Linked DNA regions of Homo sapiens: region 2 is linked to region 1. Evidence: chromatin loops called from intact Hi-C (ENCODE). Cell type or tissue: B cell. All regions are shown on one strand. Links, peaks and the distances in the headings refer to the core of each region. The heading gives the core; the rest is flanking DNA.

Region 1 (12,350 bases), core at 346-8,345:
TGCAACCTCCGCCTCTCGGGTTCACACCATTCTCCTGCCTCAGCCTCCCGAGTAGCTGGGACTACAGGTGCCTGCCACCACGACTGGCTAATTTTTTGTATTTTTAGTAGAGATAGGGTTTCACCGTGTTAGCCAGGATTGTCTCGATCTCCTGACCTCATGATCCGCCCGCCTTGGCCTCCCCAAGTGCTGGGATTACCGGCGTGAGCCACCACGCCCGGCCTGCTATGTGCCCTTTTTCTAATTCACACCAACACACCATACAGTTTAGTGGCATCTACTCATTCTAGAAATTTCTATTCAAGTTCCCCTCATCTGTGAGCATTTCTGTCTACTGTCCCTCACCTGCCCCTAGGACAGAGTTAATGACACATTCTTCGACTGTGCCTTCACCGTGTGTCATATTCTCCTCTATAATAGCACCTAGCACGATACATCGCCAATTATTTCCCTCTGTCAATTCACTCCACTAGACCCCAAGCTTCCCAAAGACAGGGAAAGCATCTTGGTCACCAATCATGGGCTGCCCACAGCAGAGCTCAGTAGTTGTGTGTTGAATACTTCCAGGCATCTACTCCTCTCCTAATCTGTAGAGTGAGCCTGGTTTCCGGTCCAGCTAAGGTTCTGGAGGTAAGGGCTGAGTGAGGAACATGAAAATGATGGTATAAATGTGCCCTAAGAAGCTCGAGGTTTCCCTTAAAATGCAAGGCTTTTTTTTTTTTCCTGTTTTGCACTGCTTGTGGTTTCTACCAAACTGCATTTGAAAAAATGAGGTCAGTTTAAGTTCTCTTTAATCTTCCCACAAACTTCCTCCAGATCAATTCAAATTGTATCCCTATGCATCTTTTTTTTTTTTTTTTGAGACGGAATCTCATTGCAACACCCAGGCTGGAGTGCAATGGCACGATCTCGGTTCACTGCAACCTCTGCCTCCCGGGTTCAAGAGATTCTGCTGCCCCAGCCTCCAAAGTAGCTGGGACTACAGGTGGGCATGGCCACACCCAACTAATTTTTGTATTTTTAGTAGAGATGGGGTTTCACCATGTTGGCCAAGCTGGTCTCAAAGTCCTAACCTCAAGTGATCTTCCTGCCTTGGCCTCCCAAAGTGCTGGGATTATAGCCATGCATCCTTTTCAATATTACATCTCTCCTGCTCCAGTGAAAGTCTGCTTATCTACACAGTACCTTTCCCAGCTTTCAAATCCTTTGTGAAATAAAATAGGGTACAAATACATTAAATAAAGCTGACCCAGGGCCTTGTGCAGCGCCTGGCTCAAATAAAGACCCAAAATTCACCGAATGAATGAAAGAAATAGACAGGTAGTTACACTTCCGTGTGTGTATGCACTGTTACTCTTCTGCACCCACAGGACATGAAAATGCCTTGCGCTTATTCTGTAGGTCCTCTAAAACCATTTTATGTGTATATCAAGGGCTCAGATATCATTTTGGAATAATAATACTTAACATTTCTGGAGCTCTTTAAACCTTTTCTAAAGATACTTCATACCAATCCAAGTGCTTGCTCCATATTAGAGATGAGAGGATTGAAGCAGAGAGGACAAAAGCCATCGGAAACAGTTTTGGAGCTCACATGGGGCAATGTCATCAGTGGGGGGAACTGGTGGTGGGGCCCTGGTCTGCAATCTGTGGTCTTGTGCTCTTTCCCTCAAACCATATCATTTTCCCAATGACAGTGCACAAAAAAATAGCACCACTGTGACTAATGACTTTTTTCCAATTGCAGAGATTACTTCTAGATTTTTGCTCATTTTCCCATGGCATTGTGTGTATGGGGCTTGCAATCCCAGCACAACACTATCTGCTTCCCAAGAGCATCACCTAGCCCAGCCTGTTGAGGGCCTCAATTGTTGAGGGCCTCCATTGTCCTGGGACTCCGCATACCACATGCTCCTGGATCTGGCACTACCTTAGTCCCTGCCTCCTAGAAGCCATCTTCGGTGTCCAGTAATGCTTCACCTTCCCTCCTCTTTATTTTTTATTTGTAGAGATGGAGTCTGTGTTGCCCAAGCTGGTCCCAGACTCCTGGCCTCAAACCATCCTCCTGCCTTGACCTCCCAAAGTGCTGGGATTACAAGTGTAAGCCACCACACCTGGCATCGTTTCCCTTCTCTTGCTTTTTTTGTTTTTGTTTGTTTGTAGGTACGGTCTTACTCTATCACACCCAGGCTGGAGTACAGTGGCACAATTACAGCTCACTGCAGCCTCAACCTCCAGGGCTCAAGCAATCCTCCCAACTCACCTTCCTGAGCACCTGGGACTACAGGCACACACCACCAAGCCTGGCTAATTTTCATTTTTGTAGAGGCAGGGTCTCACTGTTGCCCTGACTAGTCTCTAACTGCTGGGATCAAGCAATCCTCCCACCTCAGCATCCCAAACTGCTGAGATTACAGATGTGAGCCACCATGCCTGGTATCTTCTCCCGTCTCTTGAGTGTCATTTCAGGTGTTGACATGATAGTATCACACACATTAAGTAAGACCCGTGGAAGCCCCTGTGCACCAGAGCACAGCAGCCTGTGAGTGAAAGCCATGGGATGCCAGGTGACCGTGCCTACATCTATGAACTGGCCTGCCCCTTATGTGCAGACAGCTCCTTGCCTTGTTCCTTAGGTAGCTGGAGACTAGGTGTGGGCAACCACTACAGCATCCTGTTGGATTCTCTAGAAGACATCTTTTTCTTTTCTTTTTTTTATTCATCCAACCCAAAATGCCTTTGTTTTTCCAGTCGTAGTAGGGACGGGGCCTCGCTATGTTGCCCAGGCTGGCCTCCAACTCCTGCCCTCAAGCGATCCTCCCTCCCAATGTGTTGGGATTACAGGCTCGAGCTACGGTGCCTGGTCAGACACACCATCAGCTCTCGGGGCTCCAGGGTCCCCCTCCCACGGCCCACCCTCCCTCCTGTCTTCGGTAAAAGTGGGACATGGCGATGGGAGTAAATCACCCCAGTGACTACTGGGCGGAGGGTGTAGGGGGTGGGGAAGCACACCTAGTGGGTGTAATTGACAGGGGTTGAAGGTGGGTGGGTAGGGGTGCAGGTGGGCGGGGGAGTTGCAGGTGGGCGGGGGAGGGGCGCAAGTCCGCGGGCCCCGCCCCCAACCCCGGCCCCGCCCACCCGCCGAGGACCGCTATGCCCCGCGCCCGCTTCTCCCCCGCGCCCCTCCCCACGCCCCGCGGCCCGCCGCCCGCCCGGGTACCTCCTGTGGCAGCAGGGGCAGCGCGTGCCCCGCCTGCGTGGCCGTCGGCGTGGCCGGCTCCAGAAAGTCGTCTTCGGCGTCAGAGCTGGACATGGCACCGTCCTGACGACGGCTGTCTGGCTCCCGCCCCGTGACTACCACCATCCCTCTGGCTCTGGGCAGTGGGCGCGGCTTCGGGCGGGCGGAGGCGGCGGCCCCGGGCACTCCCTACCGCCGAGCAGCGCCTGGCATGACGCGGCCGGCTGCGGGCTGGCCGGAGGGGGGCGAGAGGCAGTGCGCAGGCGGGAGGGCGGTGGCTCCCTCAACGCCGACCCGCTCGCGCCCAGCTGGGGCCTGACCCGACCGCCTCCCGCTACTGGCCGACGCCGCGCTGGTTCCGCCCTGATTGGCAGGAAGCTCGCCCAGTCGAAGAGCAGGCAGCGCCAGCGGCCGGCGCCTGAGTGGTCCCTGGGTTGGGGGGGGGGGGGGGGGGCGGCCTGCGAGCCTGCCGTGCACTGATTGGTCCTCTGGCCAGCGGGCGCGCCCTCTCCGAGAGACCCGGCGGTGGTGCGCCGCTACGCTCTCATAACTGGGCGTCGGAGTCTGCCGTGAAGAGGGTTCTCACCCGCGTCAGGGTAGACGCCTTATCCCTTCACACAGGGGGTCACGACTTACTCGTGTGTCTGGCCCCAGAGCAGCGGGTCCTTGTCTCCTCAATGGAAGGCCTGAGCAGCCTTTCCTGGAGGATGTGGCGGGAGGAGGGCTGAGGTGGCTGCGGACACGCCACCGCGGCTGGCCCCGCCCCGAGCCGCAGGGCACCGCCCGGGTGTCCAGTTCTTCCTCACTCGCTCGCGCAGAAATCCGAACGAGAAAACCCAAAATAGGAGCGCTTGAGTTCAATGAATAATGACAGTGACTCCCCACCGTGACCGTTTTTCCACCGGGACACACAGATGGAGACAGGCCCTTCCCCAAGATGCTCCCGGCTCCCTGGGAGGCGGAGTCCAGCCCTAGAGGCTCTATCAGCGCAGGGAGTCTCCTGGGGGTCAAGGTTCTTAGCCCGTTCAAGCCATTTTCTCCTTTCTTTAAAAGACAAAGTCTCACTCTGTTACCCAGGCTGAAGTGCAGTGGCGCAATCATAGCTCATTGCAACCCCTGGGCTCAAGCAATCCTCCCGCCCCAGCCTCCCGAGTAGCTGGGACCACAGACGCGCACCACCACACTCAGCTGATTTTTTAAAATTTTGGCCGGGCGCAGTGGCTCACGCCTGTAATCCTGGCTCTTTGGTAAGCGATGCGGGTGGATCACCTGAGGTCAGGAAGTTGAGACCAGCCTGGCCAACATGGTGAAACCTCATCTCTACTAAAAATACAAAATTAGCCAGGCATGGTGGCACACCTGCAATCCCAGCTACTAGGGAGGCTGAGGCAGGAGAATCGCTTGAACCCAGGAGATGGAGATTGCAGTGAGGCGAGATCACGGCCACTATACTCCAACCTGGGCAACAAGAGCGAAACTCCGTCTCAAAAAAGAAAAAAAAATTTTTTTTTTTTTTTTTTTTTAAGAAATGGGGTCTTGTCATGTTGCCCAGGCTGGTCTCAAACTCCTTGCCTCAAGCTGTCCTCCCTCGTCAGCCTCCCAAAGTGCTGGGATCGCAGGCGTGTGCAACCATGCTTCTCCTTTTCAAACCGTTTTCACACCCAGTTCCTCATCTCATTCTCACAGTGTAGTGACAGAAAAGAAAACTGAGTCGTAGATTAGACAGCTCCAGGATGGCAAAGATGAGCTGGTGGCATAGCACTTCCTCTGTTAGACCATCGCACTCCCAGCTGCAGGAGTGTCCTAGGTCTGTGTTTTCTCCAACTTCAGTTGCATCAAAATCCCTGGAGGGAGACCTTGTTTAAACACAGATGAAAAGGAATGAAATCACGTCATCTGCAGCAACGTGGATGGACGTCATTATGTTAAGTGAAATAAGCCAGGCACAGAAAGACATAAATATTGCATGTTCTTATCTGTGGCAGCTAAAACAAATCGATCTCATAAATTTAGAGAGTAGAAAGAAACCAGAGGCTGGGAACGGTTGGGTGAGAAATGAAGAGATTTAGGTTAATGAAGGACATACAGTTAGATAAAAAGGTTTATGTTCTATGGTTCAAAAGCAGAGTAGTGACTATAATTAACAACAATGGATTGTATATTTCAAAATAGCTGGAAGACACTTTGGGAAGCCAAGGCGGGAGGATACCTTGAGCCCAGGAGGTCAAGACCAGCCTGGACAACGTAGTTAGACCCTGCCTCTACAAAAAATAAAATATATATATAGCTGAGTGTGGTGGCTCACATCTGTAGTCCCAGCTACTAGGAGGGTAAAGCAAGGAGGATCATGCGAGCCAGGGAGGTCGAAGCTGCAGTGAGCTGTGATTGCACCACTGCATTCCAGTGCCTAGGTGACAGAGACTCTGTTTCAACAACAACAATAACAAAAATCTAGAAGAGAGGACTTGAATTGTTTCCAACACATGAGTAAATTCCCAAAGTGATGGATACCACTAATGCTCTGACTTAATCATTACACATCCTATGCACGTAACAAAATATCACAGATATCCCATACATATGTAAAATATTATGTATCCATAAAAAGTTAAAATAAAAAAATAAACAGAGCCCCAGTCCCACCCTCAGAGAATCTGAGTTGATCAGTCTTGGGTGAAGCACTTGGTAATTTGCATTCCTAACAAATCCCAGGATAATTATGATGCTGCTGGTCCATGAACCACACTTTGAGTAACACTGCCCTAAAGGAGGCCCCTTGAGGCCCTCTCTTGTCTTCCATTATACTCTAGTCTTTCTCAAAAATACCTGTAACAAAATTTCCTCTTTCAATCCTTATGCCAATTGGGATGTTTCAGCTGTACCAAGAAACTGCAACCAAAAGTAGTTTAAGCAGTCAGGGAATTTTATTTTATTTTTATCTTATTTATTTATTTATTTTGAGACAGAGTCTCTGTCGCCCAGGCTGGAGGGCAGTGGCGCAATCTCGGCTCACTGCAACCTTCACCTCCTGGGTTCACGCCATTCTCCTGCCTCAGCCTCCCGAGTAGCTGGGACTACAGGCGCCCGCCTCCACGCCCGGCTAATTTTTTGTATTTTTTTTAGTAGAGACGGGGTTTCACCGTGTTAGCCAGGATGGTCTTGATCTCCTGACCTCAGGTGATCTGCCCGTATCGGCCTCCCAGAGTGCTGGGATTACAGGCATGAGCCACCACGCCTGGCCTACACAGCAACTTTTATTGAAGCAGCAATGTACAGCAGCAGCAGAGATACTGCACCTTGCAGAGCAGGGCTACCCCATAAGCAGTGTGCCCAGCGTAGCAGCTCAGAGGCAGTTCTGCACTTATATTTATACCAACTTTTAATTATATGCAAATTGAGGGGCAGTTTACATAGCAATTTCTAGGATGAGGTTGGTAACTTGAGGGTCAGGTCATTGGGTCACTGCTGTGGAAAGGGGCAGTGTTGCTATGGCAATGGTAAACTGACCATGCACACTTGTGTGTGTATCTTATGGAAAGCTGCTTCCACCCCAGACCTGTTTTAGCTAGTCTTCAATTTGTTGTGGTGTCTGAGTTCCACCTCCAGAGTCCAGTCCTACCTCCTTTCTCACTCCTTTGTTTTTTTGTTGTTGTTTGTTTTTATTTTTTGAGATGGGGTCTCACTCTATTGCCCAGGCTGGAGTGTGGTGGTGTGATCTTGGCTAACTGCAACTCCACCCCCTGAGTTCAAGTGATCCTCCATCCTCAGCCTCCCAAGTAGCTGGACCACCAATGTGTGCCACTATGCCTGGCTACATTTTTGTAGTTTTGGAAGAGATGGGGTTTCACCATGTTGTCCAGGCTGGTCTTGAACTCTTGACCTCTGGTGATCCGCCCTCCTCGGCCTCCCAAAGTTCTGGGATTACGGGCATGAGCCACCTCACCTAGCCCTACTTCACTTCACTCCTTTGAATTTCACAACCCTCTTCTGGCTCTCCTCTGATCTCCATCTCATTTCTATCTTTTTTGCAGATCCCATTCTCCCCTCTCATCAATTTTTTTTTTTTTTTTTTTGAGGCAGGGTCTCACTGTCACCCAGGCTAGAGTGCAGTGGCGTGAACTCAGCTCACTGCAACCTCTGCCTGCTGGGCTCAAGGAATCCTCCCACCTCAGCCCCCAGGTAGCTGGGAGTACAGGTCACCTGTACTCAGGTGACCTCAGGTGATCCACCTACCTAGGCCTCCCAAAGTGCTGGGATTACAGGTGTGAGCCACTGTGCCTGGCCAAAAAACACTTTTTAAGGATGAAAGAGCAAGTGAAGGCCAAACTTCTAACTCCACCCTCTCAACTGATATTTCTCCCTTCATTCCTCTTGGCTAAGGGACAAATAATTGAAAGAATTGAAGGAACTAGCCAAGCGTGGTGGCTCACACCTGTATTCCCAGCACTTTGGGAGGCTGAGGCAGGTGGATCACCTGAGGTCAGGAGTTTGAGACCAGCCTGGCCAACATGGTGAAACCCTATCTCTACTAAAATACAAAAATTAGCCAGGCGTGGTGGCAGGCACCTGTAATCCTAGCTACTCAGGAGGCTGGGGCATGAGAATCAGTTGAACCCAGGAAGCAGAGGTTGCAGTGAGCCGAGATCACACCACTGCACTCCAGGCTGGGTGACAGAGTGAGACTTTGTCAAAAAAAAAATTGAAAAATTGAGGGAAATAAAGACAGATGAAAATATTTGGTGGGAAGATGATGTTAGATTTGGACATGGTAAGTTTGAGGTGCCCCTGGGGACATCAGTAGGCACTGTCGGTTTCACGTAGGATAAAAATTTGAAGTTCAAGAGAAAACTCTGGGTTGGCAATTTAAATTTAGGAATCTTTACTATATACAGGTGGTAATTGAAACCAAGAAAGCAGATGAAGTCACTTTGAGAGAATATGCAGAATGGGAAAGGAAGCAAGCCAGTGACTAATTCTAGAATCCAACACTGCAGAATCCATGAGAAGGGGCTGAACACGGTACCTCACACCTGTAATCCCAGCACTTTGGGAGGCAGAGTCGGGCAGATCACCTGAGATCAGAAGTTAGAGACCAACCTGGCCAACATGGTGAAACCTGGTCTCTAATAAAAATACAAAAATCAAAAATTAGCCAGGTGTGGTGGTGACTGCCTGTAGTTCCAGCTACTCAAGGGGCTGAGGCAGGACCGTCACTTGGACCAGGAAGGTGGCGGTTGCAGTGAGCTGAGATCATGCCATTGCACTCCAGACTGGGTGACAGAGTGAGACCCCGTCTCAAGAAAAAAAAAAGAAAAGAAAAAAGTTTTTTTGCCAGCAGCCTCCCCTGGCATAAAAGCTTGGCTAAGGGCCTACTGCTCTCAACTCCCCCTCAGTCGCTGATACACCCCCATTCATTACCCACTGTTATTCCTTAGCTTGGACTTTTCTTCCAATTGTCCACTTCGTAAATGTGGCCAATAGTTCAGATTGGCTTTCTCATCTCTTTTTTTTTTTGAGACACAGTGTCACTTTGTTGTCCATGCTGGAGTATAGTGGTGTAATCTCGACTCACTGCAACCTCTGCCTCCCTGGTTGAAGGGATTCTCCTGCCTCAGCCTCTCGAATAGCTGGAATTACATGCGCACACCACCACGCCTGGCTAAATTTTTTTTGTATTTTAATGGAGACGGGGTTTTACCATGTTGGCCAGGCTGGTCTCCAACTCCTGATCTCAAGTGATCCACCTGCCTCGGCCTCCCAAAGTACTGGGATTACAGGTGTGAGCCACCTCTCCCAGCCCTCTCATCTCTTTTCTGGCCTCCCTAAAGTGTGCCTCACTTGAATGCTGGAAGCTTGAAATCTAAAAGTTACTTTTTCCCAGAGTACCTTGTGTTCTGGGTTCTGCAGGTGACCCAGCCTTCACCAAGCGGATCAATACCCTGGAGATTTGGAGGGCAAATGTGAACACCGGATTGAAGACCATATACTTTTTGCTCTTTCTGCAGGCAAGCTTGGACACGAATATGTTAAGACTTTTCTTTTTTGCTGTGGCTGTAGCAGAGGTCCCAGTGTTGGTCTCCAGCTTTATGGATGTCAAAAGACTGGATGGATGGATGGGTGCCATGTGGCTCATGCCTGTAACCCCAGCACTTTGGGAGGCCAAAGCGGGCGGATCACCTGAGGTCAGGAGTTCGAGACCAGCCTGGCCAACATGGCGAAACCTCGTCTCTACTAAAAATACAAAAATTACCTGAGCATGGTGGTGGGTGCCTGTAATCCTAACTATTCAGGAGGCTGAGGCTGGATAATTGCTTGGACCTGAGAGGCAGAGGTTGCAGTGAGTGGAGATCGCACCACTGCACTTCCTGGGTGACAAAGCAAGACTCTGTCTCTAAAAAAAAAAAAAAAAAAAAAGACAGATGGAAGCATCCATTTTGCTGTTCTATTCATCTCTGTAATATCTCCGCAGTCTAGTACAATGCCTGGCGCATAGTAGAAACTCAATAAATTGATATGTGAAAGAAGTTTGTGCTATGATCAAGCTCAAATAGTTACCAATGACCATAGATTTTTTTCTCATCTATTTCATTAGTGCTATTAGCATATAGAGGAATAAATTGCTGTTATTAATATCATAGAGGTAGGGAATCCCAGGATACTATAATGCTGGGCTGGTGGGAAGGGTCTTAAGTGGTGAGCGTCCTGGGAGTATTAACCAGAGCAAAGCATTCAGGGAGGGCTCTTTGGTTTGGGATGCACGTTAGTCACCATAGATATCTTCACTGTGCACGATGACACAGGTCCTGAAGTGCTCTCAACTCAAGCTCTTTACATGTAGGCTTCTTTTCCTTTTGTTGTTTTTTTAAAAACAGAGTCTCACTCTGTTGCCCAGGCTGGAGTGCAGTGGTGTGATCATAGCTCACTGCAGCCTCAAACTCCTGGGCTCAAGTGATCCTCCCATTTTAGCCTCCCGAGGAGCTAGGTCTTGCAATGCTTTTTCATACAATGTGTGGAATTTACAGATAACACAAGTAGTTATTATTTTTTTTAATTCCTAGGGCCGGATGGTGGTGCCAAGGTTGTCTGGCTACTTATCTTCTGTTTCTTTCCAACTTTTTGCTTTCTCTCTTTCCTCCCGTTTTGTGAACTAGGCAATGTCGTGGGAGAAGGGCAGCAGGAGTAGTAGTGGGCTCCTTCCTTATCTTTTTTTTTTTTTTTTTTTGAGACGGAGTCTCGCTCTGTCGCCCAGGCTGGAGTGCAGTGACGCGATTTCGGCTCACTTCAAACTCCGCCTCCCGGGTTCACGCCATTCTCCTGCCTGAGCCTCCTGAATAGCTGGGACCACAGGCGCCCGCCATCATGACCGGCTAATTTTTTTTGTATTTTTAGTAGAGACGGGGTTTCACCATATTAGCCAGGATGGTCTCGATCTCCTGACCTCGTGATCCGCCCGCCTCAGCCTCCCGCCCAGCCTCCTTCCTTATCCTGACCTTGTGATCCATCCGCCTTGGCCTCCCAAAGTACTGGGATTACAGGCATGAGCCACCGCACCCAGCCTTTTCTTTTTCCTTTCTTTTTCTTTCCTTTTTTTTTTTTTTTTTTTTTTTTTGAGACAGAGTCTCACTCTGTCGCCCAGGCTGGAGTGCAGTGGCACAATCTCAGCTCACTGCAACCTCCGCCCTCCGAGTTCAAGTGATTCTCCTGCCTCAGCCTCCCAAGTAGCTGGGATTACAGGCGCCTGCCACCGTACCCAGCTAATTTTTTGTATTTTTTGGTAGAGATGGGGTTTCACCATCTTGGCCAGGCTAGTCTTGAACTCCTTACCTCGTGATCCACTCGCCTCAGACTCCCAAAGTGCTGGGATTACTGGCGTGAGCCACCGCGCCCGGTCTTTGTTTTCCTTTTTTTTTTTGTTTTTGTTTTTTGAGACAAGGTCTCACTCTGTTACCCAGGCTGGAGTGCAGTGGTGTGAACATGGCTCACTGCAGGCACGACCTCCCAAGCTCAAGTGATTCCCCCACATCAGCCTCCCAAGTAGCTGGGATTACCGGAGTGCACCACCATGTTCTGCTGATTTTTAAAATTTTTCATAGAGTTGGAGTCTCACTACGTTGCCCAGGCTCGTCTTTTTTTCTTTGAGACAGGGTCTCGCTCTGTTGCCCAGGCTGGAGTGCAGTGGTGTGATCATAGCTCACTGCAGCCTCAAACTCCTGGGCTCAAGTGATCCTCCTATTTTAGCCTCACGAGGACCTAGGTCTATAGGCATGCACCACCATGCCCAGACAATTTTTAAAGTTTTAAAATTTTGTGTAGAGACAGGGTCCCACTATGGTGCTGAGGCTGGTCTCGAACTTCTGGCCTTAAGTGATCCTTTTGTCCTAACCTTCCAAAGTGCTGGGAATACAGGCATAAGCCACCATGCCCAGCCTACATGTAAGCTTTTGATGAATTCTGTTTTCTATTTTTATTTATTTTATTTAATAAAATTATTAATATAATTATATTGAAGTGGCTCATGCCTGTAATCTCAACACTTTGTGAGGCCGAAGGAGGTGGATTGCAAGGTCACTAGTTCGAGACCAGCCTGGCCAACATGGTGAACCCGTCTCTACTACAAAAAAATACAAAAAATTAGCCAGGCGTGGTGGCATGAACCTGTAGTCCCAGCTACTCAGGAGGCTGAGGCAGGAGAATCGCTTGAACTCGGGAGGCAGAGGTTGCAATGAGCTGAGATGGCGCCACTGCACTCCGGCCTGGGTGACAGAGTGAGACTTCATATCAAAAAAAAGAAGAAGCAGGGTGCCGTGGCTCATGCTTGTAATCCCAGCACTTTGGGAGGCCAAGGTGGGCAGATCATGAGGTCAGGAGATCAAGACCATCCTGGTTAACATGGTGAAACACCCGTCTCTACCAAAAATACAAAAAATTAGCCGGGCGTGGTGGCGGGCGCCTGTAGTCCCAGCTACTCCGTAGGCTGAGGCAGGAGAATGGCGTGAATCTGGGAGGTGGAGCTTGCAGTGAGCCGAGATCGTGCCACTGCACTCCAGCCTGGGTGACAGAGCGAGACTCCGTCTCAAAAAAAAAAAAAAGAAAGAAAGAAAATAGTGTTCCT
Region 2 (12,350 bases), core at 2,698-10,697, 290 kb before region 1:
GGAACCAAAGAGAGACTGGGCATGGTGTTTCATGCCTGTAATCCCAACACTTTGGGAGGCCAAGGTCAGAGGATCACTTGAGCACAGGAGTTCGAGACCAGCCTGGACAACACAGTGAGACCCCGTCCCTAAAAAAAAAAAAAAACAAAACCCAAATTAAAAAAAATTAGCTGGGCATGGTTTCACCTATAGTCCCAGCTAATTGGGAGGGCAAGGCAGGAGGATCAGTTGAGTCCAAGAGTTCAAGGCTACTGTGAGCCACGGCTATGGTCACACCACTGCACTCCAGCCTCGGTGACAGGGAGAAACCTTGTCTCAAAAAAAAAAAAAAGATCAAATAAGAAATTACAAGAGAAAGCATAGTTTTAGTTGCTAAACGTGTAGTTTAGGCAACATCAGTAGTCTCATAAAGACAAAAGGAAAGGAATGTAGGCTGACATAATTACATGTCTGGAACCAGACTTACTTCTAAAACTCAGACTTCCCGTTTATTTCTCCTCACTTACGGTTGTTAATGAATGCATCGTTCCATTTTCAAAATCATGATATAAAACCATGGTAACGTTCAACCCCCCCGCTTCTTAAAAAAATTCACTACAGTCTCAAGATGGAAAATAATTTATCTTTGTTCTTTAGTTTTTTAAATAATTGCCAACCATCTTAAACACCAAAATTAAAAGTACTCCCATATTAAAATTTAATAATCTGGGGCTTAATTTTTAAGAAAACAAGTCATGAGGGATGCCAAGATCAAACAAAAGCTAATAGTTCAGTATGAAACCTTTCTGTAACCAAACTCAGTGTGTAAGACTGGGACATGTTTGAAAAACAGCACTTGTAACCAAACAACACAAAAGTCCAAACGGCAGTGTTTCGAAGGCTGTGTCATGTACTCCCCAGGATCACACTCAGGTATGTAATCACACGCAGAAAAAACACTACAGACCTCTTGTCAAATGTATTTGATTCGTACATGAGAAAGTTAACTTAAGGATTTCCATGTTCGAAATCAATCTAAATGAAAATTCAATTTGCTAAAACCTCTATCTTTCCTCCTTTCTGTTTTTTCATTTTAAAGAAAGGCCAAGGTTCTTTGTCCATTTTTCTTTCTTTTCTTTTTTTTTTTTTTTGTTTCAGATGGAGTCTTGCTCTGTCACCCAGGCTGGACTGCAGTGGTGCGAACCCGGCTCACCACAACCTCCACATCCCAGGTTCAAGTGATTCTCCTGCTTCAGCCTCCTGAGTAGCTGAAGTAGCTTGTAAGCATGCTTACAACCATGTGCCACCACGCCCAGCTAATTCTTGTACTTTTAGTAGAGACAGGGTTTCACCATGTTGGCCAGGTTAGTCTCGAACTCCTGACCTCAAGCAATCCACCAGCCTTGGCCTCCCAAAGTGCTGGCATTACAGGCGTAAGCCACGGTGCCTGGCTGCCCATTTTTCAATTGGATTTTTTGTTTTCTTGCTACTGAGTTGTTTGAGCTTTGTATATATTTTGGATATTAACCCCTTTTCAGACGTATGGTTTGCAAGTAGCTTCTCCAAATCCCTAGGGATTAAAAAATGGGCAAGGGACACGAACAGATGTTTCTCAAGAGACCGACAAATGGCCAACAGATATAGTTGGCCAACATATCACAATCACTAGAGAAGTGCAAATTAAAATCACAATGAGATATCATCTCGCGCCTGTCAGGATGACTTTTATCAAAGAAAAACAAATGCTGGTGAGAATGTGGAGCTAAGGGAGCCGTCATGCACTGTGGGAATGTAAATTAGTACAGCCAAGATGGAAAACAGCACAGAAATTCCTTTAAAAACTAAAAATAGGCCGGGCGTGGTGGCTCACGTCTGTAATCCCAGCACTTTGGGAGGCTGAGGCGGGTGGATTATGAGGTCAGGAGTTCAAGACCAGCCTGACCAACATGGTGAAACCCTGTCTCTACTAAAAATACAAAAAATTAGCGTGGCGTGGTGGCGTGCACCTGTAATCTCAGCTACTCGGGAGGCTGAGGCAGGAGAATCGCTTGAATCCAGGCAACAGAGCGAGACTCTGTCTCCAAAAAAAAAAAAAAGAAAAAACTACAAATAGAATTATTTCATGATCCAGCAATCCCACTGCTGAATATATACTACCCCAAATTGAAATCAGATTGTCAAAGAGATGTCTGTTCACTGCAGCACTATTTGCCACAACATGGACAGAAGCGATGAACGTTATACTAAGAGAAATAAGCCAGGCATAGAAGCACAATATAGGATTCCACTTATATGTGGAATCTAGAAGACAATGGAACTCATTGCAGCAGAGAGCAGAACTATGGTTACAGAAGCAGGGGGTGGGGAACAGGGAGATGATGGTCAAAGGGTACAAAGTCCGTTAGAGAAAAGGAATATATTTTTTCTTTTTTGAGTTATATTGCACAGTGTGGTAAATATAGTTAATACAGTTATTTTTGGGTGGCTCACACCTTTAATGCTAGCATTTTGGGAGGCCAAGATGGGAGGATCACTTGTGCCCAGGAGTTTGAGACCAGCCTGAGCAACAGAGTGAGACCTTGCCTCTACAAAAAATCAAAAAATTAGCCAGGTGTGGTGGTGTACATCTGTGCTCCCAGCCACTCAGGAGACTGAGGCAGGAGTATGACTTGAGCCCAGGAGGAGGAGGGTGCAGTGAGCCATGATCACCCACAGCACTCCAGCCAGGACAACAGAGCAAAACTCTGTCCCGTAATAATTATTTTTTTTAATTAAAAAATAGGGCCGGGGCTGGTGGCTCACGCCTGTAATCCCAGCACTTTGAGAGGCCAAGGCGGGCGGATCACGAGGTCAGGAGTTCAAAACCAGCCTGACCAACATGGCGAAACCCCATCTCTACTAAAATACAAAAAAATTAGCCAGGCGTGGTGGTGCGTGCCTGTAGTCCCAGCTACACGGGAGGCTGAGCCAGAAGAATCGTTTGAAACTGGGCGGCGAAGGTTGCAGTGACCGAGGTCATGCCACTACACTCCAGCCCAGACAACAAGGTGAGACTCCATCTCAAATAAATAAATAAATAAAAATAAGGCCAGGTGTGGTGGCTCATGCCTGTAATCCCAGCACTTTGGGAGGCCGCAGTGGGCGGACCACCTGAGGTCAGGAGTTTGAGACCAGCCTGACCAACATGATGAAACCCTGTCTCTACTAAAAATAGAAAAATTAGCCAGGCATGGTGGCGGGCATCTGTAATCCCAGCTACTCAAGAGGCTGAGGCAGGAGAATCGCTTGAACCCGGAAGGCGGAGGTTGCAGTGAGCTGAGATCGCGCCACTGTACTCTAGCCTGGACGACAGAGCAAGACTCTGTCTCAAAAAATATATATAAAATAAAATAAAATAAGGGCTAAGGCTGAGGCCAGTGAGGTCCTGAGATCAGTCATATCATCTAGAGCAATTACATGGCATCCTGTGTGAATGGCTTCAAAGGTTCTTCAGTACTGGGCAAGGGAAACACACCATCTCTGTGACATGGACCAGATTTCACTAAAAACCCTCTGGAGAGGACTGAAGGGCTTGCCATTTATCCTTTGGCTGTAGCCAGAGCTGCAGAGACCAGACTAGAGCTGTGCTCCTGCAAACTGAACACAGGCACTGAAACAACTCACAGACATCAAATTTAATTTCCTGATTGTCAATACCAGACAGGAATGACAATCAGCATCTTTTTCATTGTCCTTAATAAAATAAGTTAAGCATTGTTTTATGCCAACGGCCTCTTACAGAACAAGACAAACTCATTAAATGAAAACAATTCTTTAGAAACCAAAGGCCAGGCCTGGTGGCTCACGCCTGTAATCCCAGCACATTGGGAGGCTGAGGCAGGCGGATCACTTGACGTCAAGGGTTTGAGACCAGCCTGGCCAACATGGTGAAACCCTGTCTCCATTAAAAATACACAAATTAGCTGGGTGTGGCGGCATGCACCTGTAGTCCCAGCTACTCAGGAGGCTGAGGAATCGCTTGAACCCAGAAGGCAGAGGTTGCCGACTGCGTCACTGCACTCCAACCTGGGCAACAGAGCAAGACTCCATCTCAAAGAAAACAAAAACAAAAAAACCCAGAAATCTACGAGAAACTAGACTGGGTAGCTTATGCTTATCTTTCTTAGAAAAGCATTTAACCCTTAACTAGCTGCCTCTGCCAATATTTCTAGGCACTGATTGTCCAGCTACCTAGCCTGGGTGCTTGTCCACCAACTGGCCCTAGTTTTTTCATTTCCCAGCTAATTCTGAATGGCCCAAATCCTCTTGATCTTTCTAGGTCCACCTCAAAGTTTACTTCACGAGTTTCGGGCTGAGCAAGGTGGCTCACACCTATACTTCCAGCACTTTGGGAGGCCAAGGTGGGCAGATCACCTGAGGTCAGGAGTTCAAGGCCTGGCCAACAACATGAAACCTCGTCTCTACCAAAAATACAAAAATTAGCCAGGCGTGGTGGCAGGCAACTGTAATCCCAGCTACTCAGGCAGCTGAGGCAGAAAAATCGCTTGAACCTGAGAGGCAGAGGTTGCAGTGAGCTAACTTCGCGCCACTGCACTCCAGCCTAGGCAACAGAGCAAGACTCCGCCTCAAGAAAAAAAAAAAAGTTAGTTTCTGATCCTAACCATAACAAAATCCTGAACAGTTGGTATACCACTATGGCAATTCAGTCCTGCCACATTTTCTAGCCTATTGCTTCCTCTAAGTACATTCCTTACAGGCAGAAACTATTAATATATTCGCACTTATGCCAGGTGCGGGTGGTTCACGCCTATAATTCCAGAACTTTGGGAGGCCGAGGAGGATGGATCACCTGAGGTCAGGAGTTCAAGACCAGCCTGGCCAACATGGTGAAACCTTGTCTCTACTAAAAATACAAAAATTAGCTGGGCATGGTGGCGGGCACCTGTAATCCCAGCTACTAGGGAGGCTGAGGCAGGAGGATTGCTTGGACCTGGGAGGCAGAGGTTGCAGTGAGCAGAGATCGCACCACTGCACTCCAGCCTGGGCGACAAGAGTGAGACTCTGTCTCAAAAACATATATATATATAATCTACCTTTCCTCCTTGCCACAGATGCAGCTAGAGCCTAAACGGAGAAGGTGCCAGTTAACTAGCCTTTGGTGATTTTAGCATTGAGACTCCGGTGCTAGCAGTGATTCCAGTCCACCTGATTCAGGCCACAGGAATTCTCCCAGAATCTTCACTACAAGTTGAAACTCCAAATCCTTAATCCTAGAGAGTAAATGCACTTAGGGTCAATGCACACCTAAGTATACCTTAGGTGCGCGACAGGTCTATTTCCTGTCAGAATCCCTAGATGAAAAGAGGAAGTAGATGGACACCCTTATCGGTCAAGCGCTGATGGAACACTCATCTACAAATGAGATACACATGCTGAGACCCTAAGCTGACCCAAGCTGATGGTGCTATCGAGACAAACCACTTTATCACATATTCATCAGCAGTCTCGGAGTTTTTCTTCCCATTCCCTCCCGTAGCGGCTCACCTTTGAGGCAGGAAAGAAGCAGTTCAGGCGGAAGCCACAATCTTTACAAAGCAGGCTTCAGAGAAGCTCACCATTCATCAGCCAGTGAGGGCTGTCACCTGCTAGTTGAGAACTAAACTCAGACATCAGATTCTTCCACAAAGGCCTCCTCACCAGCTGTCCGATGGGTACGGCGTTCAAACGACTCAAAACAGCACAACAAGCCTGGTTTTATTTCTGATGGTCCCCATCAAGGGAACTGAAACTACATGCCTCTAGATTACCTTGCGATCACTCCTCATTTTATTAAAAACATGAAGAAAGAATCCACCCCATTCCGGATATTTACCAAGCTTGACACAGGGAACACCACTATGCCATTTAACTTTGTGGACGTACGTGAGTCTCTCCCTCCCACCTTTCTGAGATGTGTTTCACTGCCAAACGGAGAAGAAACGCAAACACTCCCCAAAGCCGAAAAATGGCAAACGACCAAGATGTTTCCCGTGCCAAATCCGAATTATCCAGGCCTCGGCTCCAGACGTGGGAAGTCCCGCCATCTCCAAGGCCGGCAGGGAACCCTGGCTCGGGGGACGCGAGTGGGCAAACCCCAGTGTGGGGGGACCAGGCCGAGGTCGGCCGATGCTGGGCGACCCCCGCCAGCAGTTGGGGCGGGGTCTGCACCCTGAGAAGCGGTGAAAAAAGCCGGCGGAGGAGCCGCTCCCGACCAGCACGCTCCCCGCTCCCGGCCCCGCGGGCAGCCCCGACTGGGCCCGACCCCAGCCCGCCCTCCAGCCCCGGCTCACCCCGCCCCGGCGGGCAGCTGCGCGCCCCGGGCCCAGCCGGGCCAGCTGCTCGGCGGACGCCCGCGGTCGCGCTGGGCTCACTCGTGGCGGCGCGTGGCGGGCCCGAGGCCGCTAGGCACCATCTTCTCCCCGCGCCGGGGGCAGCGTCTGGCTCCGCGGGGCCGACGCGAAGACCAGACGCCAACCGGGCTCCCGCCGCCGCCTCAGTTCGGGCTCCGGCAACCGCGGTTTCCGGGTGAAAAAAAAAAAAAAAACCACGCCACCTCCAACGCCGCCGTGACCTCCGACCCCGGGCGTCCGACGGTGGCGCGGCCGGGACAAGCTTCGTCAGAGGCAGGCGGCGGAGACCACGCTTCCGGGACGGGTAGCGTGCATGCGGACGTGCGTGGAGTGCGTGATGGACGTTTATGGGTCTGTGTGCCGGTCTGGTGTTGTGCGTGTGCGTGTGTGCGTAGTGCGTGTATGTGGCTTGTAGTGTGCATCGTGTACAACGGTGTGTGCAGTGAGTGCATGTATGTGCATCTGTGTGCGCGTGTGTGGTGTGTGATGGTATGGGTGTGTGCATGCGTAGATGTGTAGGGAGTGCGCACACGTGTGCATGCTCATGTGTGTGCTATGCGTGTGTCTGTTGATGTGCTTGTATATTAATCACTGCTGATAAACATGTAATTTTGGACCAGGCGCGGTGGCTCAGGCCTGTAATCTCAGCACTTTGGGAGGCCAAGGCAGGAGGATCGCTTGAGTCCTGGAGTTCCAGACCAGCCTGGGTAACATAGGGAGTCTCTGACTCTATTTATAAATAAAATAAAATGAAAATGAAAATTTTTAAAGTATAATTTTGTACAATCACTTTGCAAAGTAATTTGGCATTATGCAGTACACTTAAAGATATACACATCCTCTCTTGAGAATATATTACCCTGGAGAAACAGTTGCACCTATGCACAAGTAGACAAAATAATGCTCATAGCAACACCAATGTTTTTAGCAGCAGTATGACTCACTAAAAATTGGGGAGAAAAAGCAGATGTCCATACAGTCAAATGTAAAAACCAACTTTGATATATTCATGGTTTGGTTTGTTTTTGTAGAGACAGGGTCTCCCTATGTTACTCAAGCTGGTCTCGAACTACTGGACCCAAGTGATCCTCCCACCTCGGGAGGATCTGGGATTACAGGTGTGAGCTGCCACGCCTGGCCCATCTTCGTGTTTAATCGGGTACAAAAGACCAGTGAAAATTATTTAATACAGCTCACACAATTATGGTAGTCAATTGCAGACTATATTGGCAGGGACCAAATCACAAAATGGTACACTGCTACATATTTCCATTATGTAAAATTCAAAACAGGCAAGTTCATAACATATTGTTTAGAGATGCATACATAATTGTTTGAACTGACATGAAGCATGAGAAAAAGATGTATAAACTTCATGTTAAGTGTTAGGGGAATGGGATGGGGGAGGAGTACAGGGTGCTTTAAAGGTAATAAAGTTTTGTTGTTCTTGCTTTTGAGACAAGGTCTTGCTCTGTCACCCAAGCTGGAGTGCAGTCGCATGATCATGGCTCACTGCAGACTCGGCCTCCCAAGCTGAAGTGATCCTCCTGTCTCAGCCTCCTGAGTAGCTGGGACCACAGATGTGCACCATCGTGCCCAGCTAATTTTCATATTTTTCACAGAAATGGGGTTTCCCCCAAATTGCTCAGGCTGGTCTCAAACTCCTGGGCTCAAGTGATCCGCTCACTTCCACCTCCCAAAGTGCTGGGATTACAGGCATGAGCCACCACACCCAGCCATCTTTAACAAAAGTTTATCAGGTGAAGCCTGTAATGTTCAACACAATGGCTCAGTTCCTTCACTGAATACCCTCTTATTTCCATGATTCTTGCCCTCTTTTGTTATCTTGCACCATTTGAATTATCTTCCTTGTTGTAATGGGTGTGACATTATCTGCAAGTGCAGGCAGTATTGAATTGTGTATATAATGATGGAACCAAACTTCCTAATGAGATGTCCCTTACCAGGCTAGGACTGATAATGTAATTAAAGGAGCCCCACCACCAATGGCACCATATATGACTTAGTGATTGAGACCGTAGGAGAATGTAAAAAAGGCAACCTCAAACCTTTCATCCTAGCTGCCTTGTATGGGATTTCAAAAAAAATTTTTGTTTTTGTTTTGAGATGGAGTCTCGCTCTGTCGCCCAGGCTGGAGTGCAGTGGCACGATCTTGGCTCACTGCAACCTCTGCCTCCTGGGTTCAAGCGATTCTCCTGCCTCAGCCTCCTGAGTAGCTGGGATTACAGGCGCATGCCACCACGCCCCGCTAATTTTTGTATTTTTAGTAGAGAAGGTGTTTTGCCATGTTGGTCAGGCTGGTCACGAACTCCTGGCCTCAAGTGATCTGCCCACCTTGGCCTCCCAAACTGTTGGGATTACAGGTGTGAGCCCGAGTCCAGTAAAAAAAAAAAAAAAAAAAAAGAAACCTTTTTAAATAGAGACAAGGTCTCACTGTGTTGCCCAAGCTGGTTTTGAGCTTCTGGCCTTAAGCAATCCTCCTTACTCAGCTTCCCAAAGAGCTGGGATTATACGTGTGAGCTACCATGTCCAGCTGGATTGTAAAATTCTTTTTTTAAAAAAAGATTACATGGTGCAGCCACTTTTAAACAACAATCTGGCAATTTCTCAAAAAGTTTAACATAGAGTTATCATTTGAAGCCAGGTGTGTTGGCTCACGCCTGTAGTCCCAACAGTGGGAGGCTGAGGCAGGAGGATCGCTTGAGCCCAGGAGTTCAAGACCAGCCTGGCCAACATGGTAAAACCCTGTCTCTACTAAAAAATAAAAATAAAAAAATTAGCTGGGCATGGTGGTGGGCACCTGTAATCCCAGCTACTCAGGAGGCTGAGGCAGGAGAATCACTTGAACCTGGGAGGCAGAGGTTGCAGTGAGCTGAGATTGCGCCACTGCCCTCCAGCCTGGGCAACAGAGTGAGACTGTCTAAAAAAAAAAAAAAAAAAAACCATTCTGGAAAACATAGCAAACCCCATCTCATAAATAAATGAACAAGTTCTAAGACATATGGCTTTATTTAAAAAAATAAAAAGTTACTGGCCACATGTGGTGGCTCACGCCTTTAATCCCAGCACTTTGGGAGCCCAAGGTGGGTGGATCACTTGAGGTCAGGAGTTTGAGACCAGCCTTGCCAACATGGCGAAACCCCGTCTCTACTAAAAATACAAAAAATTAACCGGGTTTGGTGGCCGGTGCCTGTAATCCCAGCTACTTGGGAGGCTGAGATGAGTGGCTTGAACCCAGGAAGCAGAGGTTGCAGTGAGCTGAGATCACGCCACTGCACTTCAGCCTGGGCGACAGAGCCAGACCTTGTCGCCAAAAAAAATAAAAGTTACCATTTGACCTCACAATTCCACTCCTGGAGATCCAAGAGAATTGCAAACAAAAATTCCAAACAAAAAGTTGTACAGGAGTGTTTATAGCAGCATCATAATAGCCAAAAAGTGGAAGCAACTCAAATGTTCATCAACTGATTAATGGAAAAACAAAATGTAGCAAATTCACAAGCAGAATGGTATTCAGCCATGAAAAGGAATGAAGAAATAATGCATACTACAGCATAGATGAATGTTGAACACATTATGCCAAGTGAAAGAAGCCAGTCACAAAAGGCCCTGTATTGGATGATTGCGTGTCTATGAAATGTCCAGAATAGACACATTTATGGAACAGAAAGCAGATTGGTGGTTGGGTTGCCTAGGGTGGGTAAGAGGCAATTGGGAGGTGGTAATAGCCAGGGAGTTTCTTTTGGGAGTGATGAAAATATTCAAAAACAGGCAGTGCGCAGTGGCTCATGCCTGTAATCCCACTACTTTGCGAGGCTGAGGCTGGTGGATCACTTGAGGTCAGGAATTTGACACCAGCCTGGCCAACATGGTGAAACTCCATCTGTGTTAAAAATACAAAAAATAGCCAGGCGTTGTGGTGCCTGCCTGTAATCCCAGTTACTCGAGAGACTGAGGCACGAGAATCACTTGAACCTGGGAGGCGGATATTGCAGTGAGCCAAGATCGTGCCATTGCACTCCAGCCTGGGCGACAGAGCAAGACTCTGTCTCAAGAAAAAAAAAATTATGATGATGGTTGCACAATTCTGTGATTAAACTAAAAACCACTGAAGTGTACACTTTTAATTGAGTTAATTGTATGTATGTTAATTAGATCTAAACAAACTTTTTTTTAAGGTTAAGGCTTTACAAAAGAAATAAAACCAAAACAAGAAAAGGGATAAAAATATAGGCTCTAATCATGTGGAAATCCTTAGACAGTTAATTTTTAAATGGCATGAAAAAGAAGGAAATTGACAAAGAGCCTACAAAACTTTGAGATAATTTTCTAGGAATCTGGGGTTCCCACCGTGAAGTCTCCTCAAACTCCTTAGCATATACAGTTCTGAGGCTTAGAGAAGTTTCAGAAAGAAAATTCTTCCAATGAACCTACAGCATTGAATGCCAAAATACCCATGTTTGTTTGGGTTTTTTTATTTATTCATTTTGAGACAGGGTCTTGTTCTGTTGCCCAGGTTGGAGTGCAGTGGCACAATCATAGCTCAGTGCAGCCTCAACCTGTCGGGTTCAAGCAATCCTCCTGTCTCAGCCTCCCAAGTAGCTGGGACTACAGATGCGTGCTACCACTTCCAGCTAATCTCTTTATTTTATGCTTTGTAGAAACTGTCCATTGCCCAGGCTGGTCTCAAACTCCCAGGCTCAAGCAATCCTCCCACCTCAGCCTCCCAAAGTGCTAGGATTACAGGTGTGAGCCATCGCATCCATCCCCCACTTTTACTATTAAGTCAGTAGTCCCTTGTTCCATACTTGCAAATTTTTATTTAACATTGAGATGGTTTCAAAATTAAAAAATTAGGCAGAGCATGGTGGCTCATGCCTGTAATCTCAGCAATTTGGGAAGCTGAGGCCGGAGGATCACTTGAGGTCAAGAGTTCGAGACCAGCCTGGCCAACATGGTGAAACCCTATCTCTACTACAAATTCAAAAATGAGCCAGACATGGCGGCGGGCGCCTGTAATCCCAGCTACTTGGGAGGCTAAGGCAGGAGAATCGCTTGAACCCAGGAGGTGGAGGTTGCAGTGAGCCGAGATCAGGCCACTGCACTCCAGCCTGGGTGATAGAGTGAAACGCCATCTAAAATAATAATAATAATAATAATAATAATAATAATAATAATAATAATAATAATAAAATAAAAAAGTAAGTGACATTCCTTATCAAAAAAAGAATCAATGTGGTAATAGTGAAAGAAGATCGACAAGAAGGACTGAACCTCGTGATCCAGCTCCCAGTGGGGTTCCTGAGGCCTTTCACAAACATGTGTGGGAAATGGTCAAGATTGAGAAGAAACTCTTTCAAGTTTACCTTGACAGGAACACAGTGGAGAGTATTGCCTAGGCCTACTAATGAGCTTAAGGGCCGCAGAATTGATTCAGGGCTGTATGGGGAAGCCACTGTGATAGGGATCAAAGGTAAAGTCTGGTTCAAAGTTGGAATGTGTCATTTTTAAAAAATGTATAATGTATATTGTGACAGTGTCTCCTTTACCTGAATGCTAATAAGGGTATGGATAATAATGTCTGAATGGAAACTTCTTTCCCTGCTGAGTAAAATGAAATAAGGAATGACATGTACATCTTTCTCCAATTGGACATGCAAAAATGAGAGCCTTTACCATTACCCAAGCCAATTCACATAGTACGTCTGAAACTGTATCAGAGACCTGGGCCAGGCACAGTGGTTCACGCATGTAATCCCGCGCTTTGGGAGGCCGAGGAGGGTCACTTGAGGCCAGGAGTTCAAGACCAGCCTGGGTAACATGGCAAAACCCCATCTCTACAAAAAATACAAAAATTAGCCGGGTGTGGTGGCAGGCGCCTGTAATCCCAGCTACTTAAAGAGCTGAAGTGAGGCTGGGCGCGGTGGCTCATGGCTGTAATGCCAGCACTTTGGGAGGCTG

The links. Peaks named below come from ENCODE experiments on the same cell type or tissue, not always from the same donor. Only the 100,000 strongest peaks of a DNase experiment are listed, where the experiment ranks them.
Region 2: it touches region 1 in a loop (24-fold over the local background); 7 of 110 quality-filtered maps call a loop at or near these places.

The regions. Positions count from the first base shown.
Region 1 is chr7:66,620,079-66,632,428 of GRCh38, reverse strand. It overlaps KCTD7 (potassium channel tetramerization domain containing 7), which reads right to left and starts at 3,548. Exons shown (of 4, transcript NM_153033.5): 1 at 3,221-3,548. The coding sequence starts at 3,364. RefSeq lists silencers at 3,188-3,757, 4,768-4,967. In B cell, for the core only: no CTCF peak of the experiment used is centred there; DNase peaks (open chromatin) are centred at 552, 2,538, 3,578 and 5,028; H3K4me3 peaks cover 3,736 bases; H3K27ac peaks cover 4,543 bases.
Region 2 is chr7:66,915,420-66,927,769 of GRCh38, reverse strand. It overlaps TMEM248 (transmembrane protein 248), which reads right to left and starts at 6,545. Exons shown (of 7, transcript NM_017994.5): 1 at 6,309-6,545. RefSeq lists a silencer at 6,254-6,503. In B cell, for the core only: no CTCF peak of the experiment used is centred there; DNase peaks (open chromatin) are centred at 5,729 and 6,619; H3K4me3 peaks cover 2,430 bases; H3K27ac peaks cover 3,546 bases.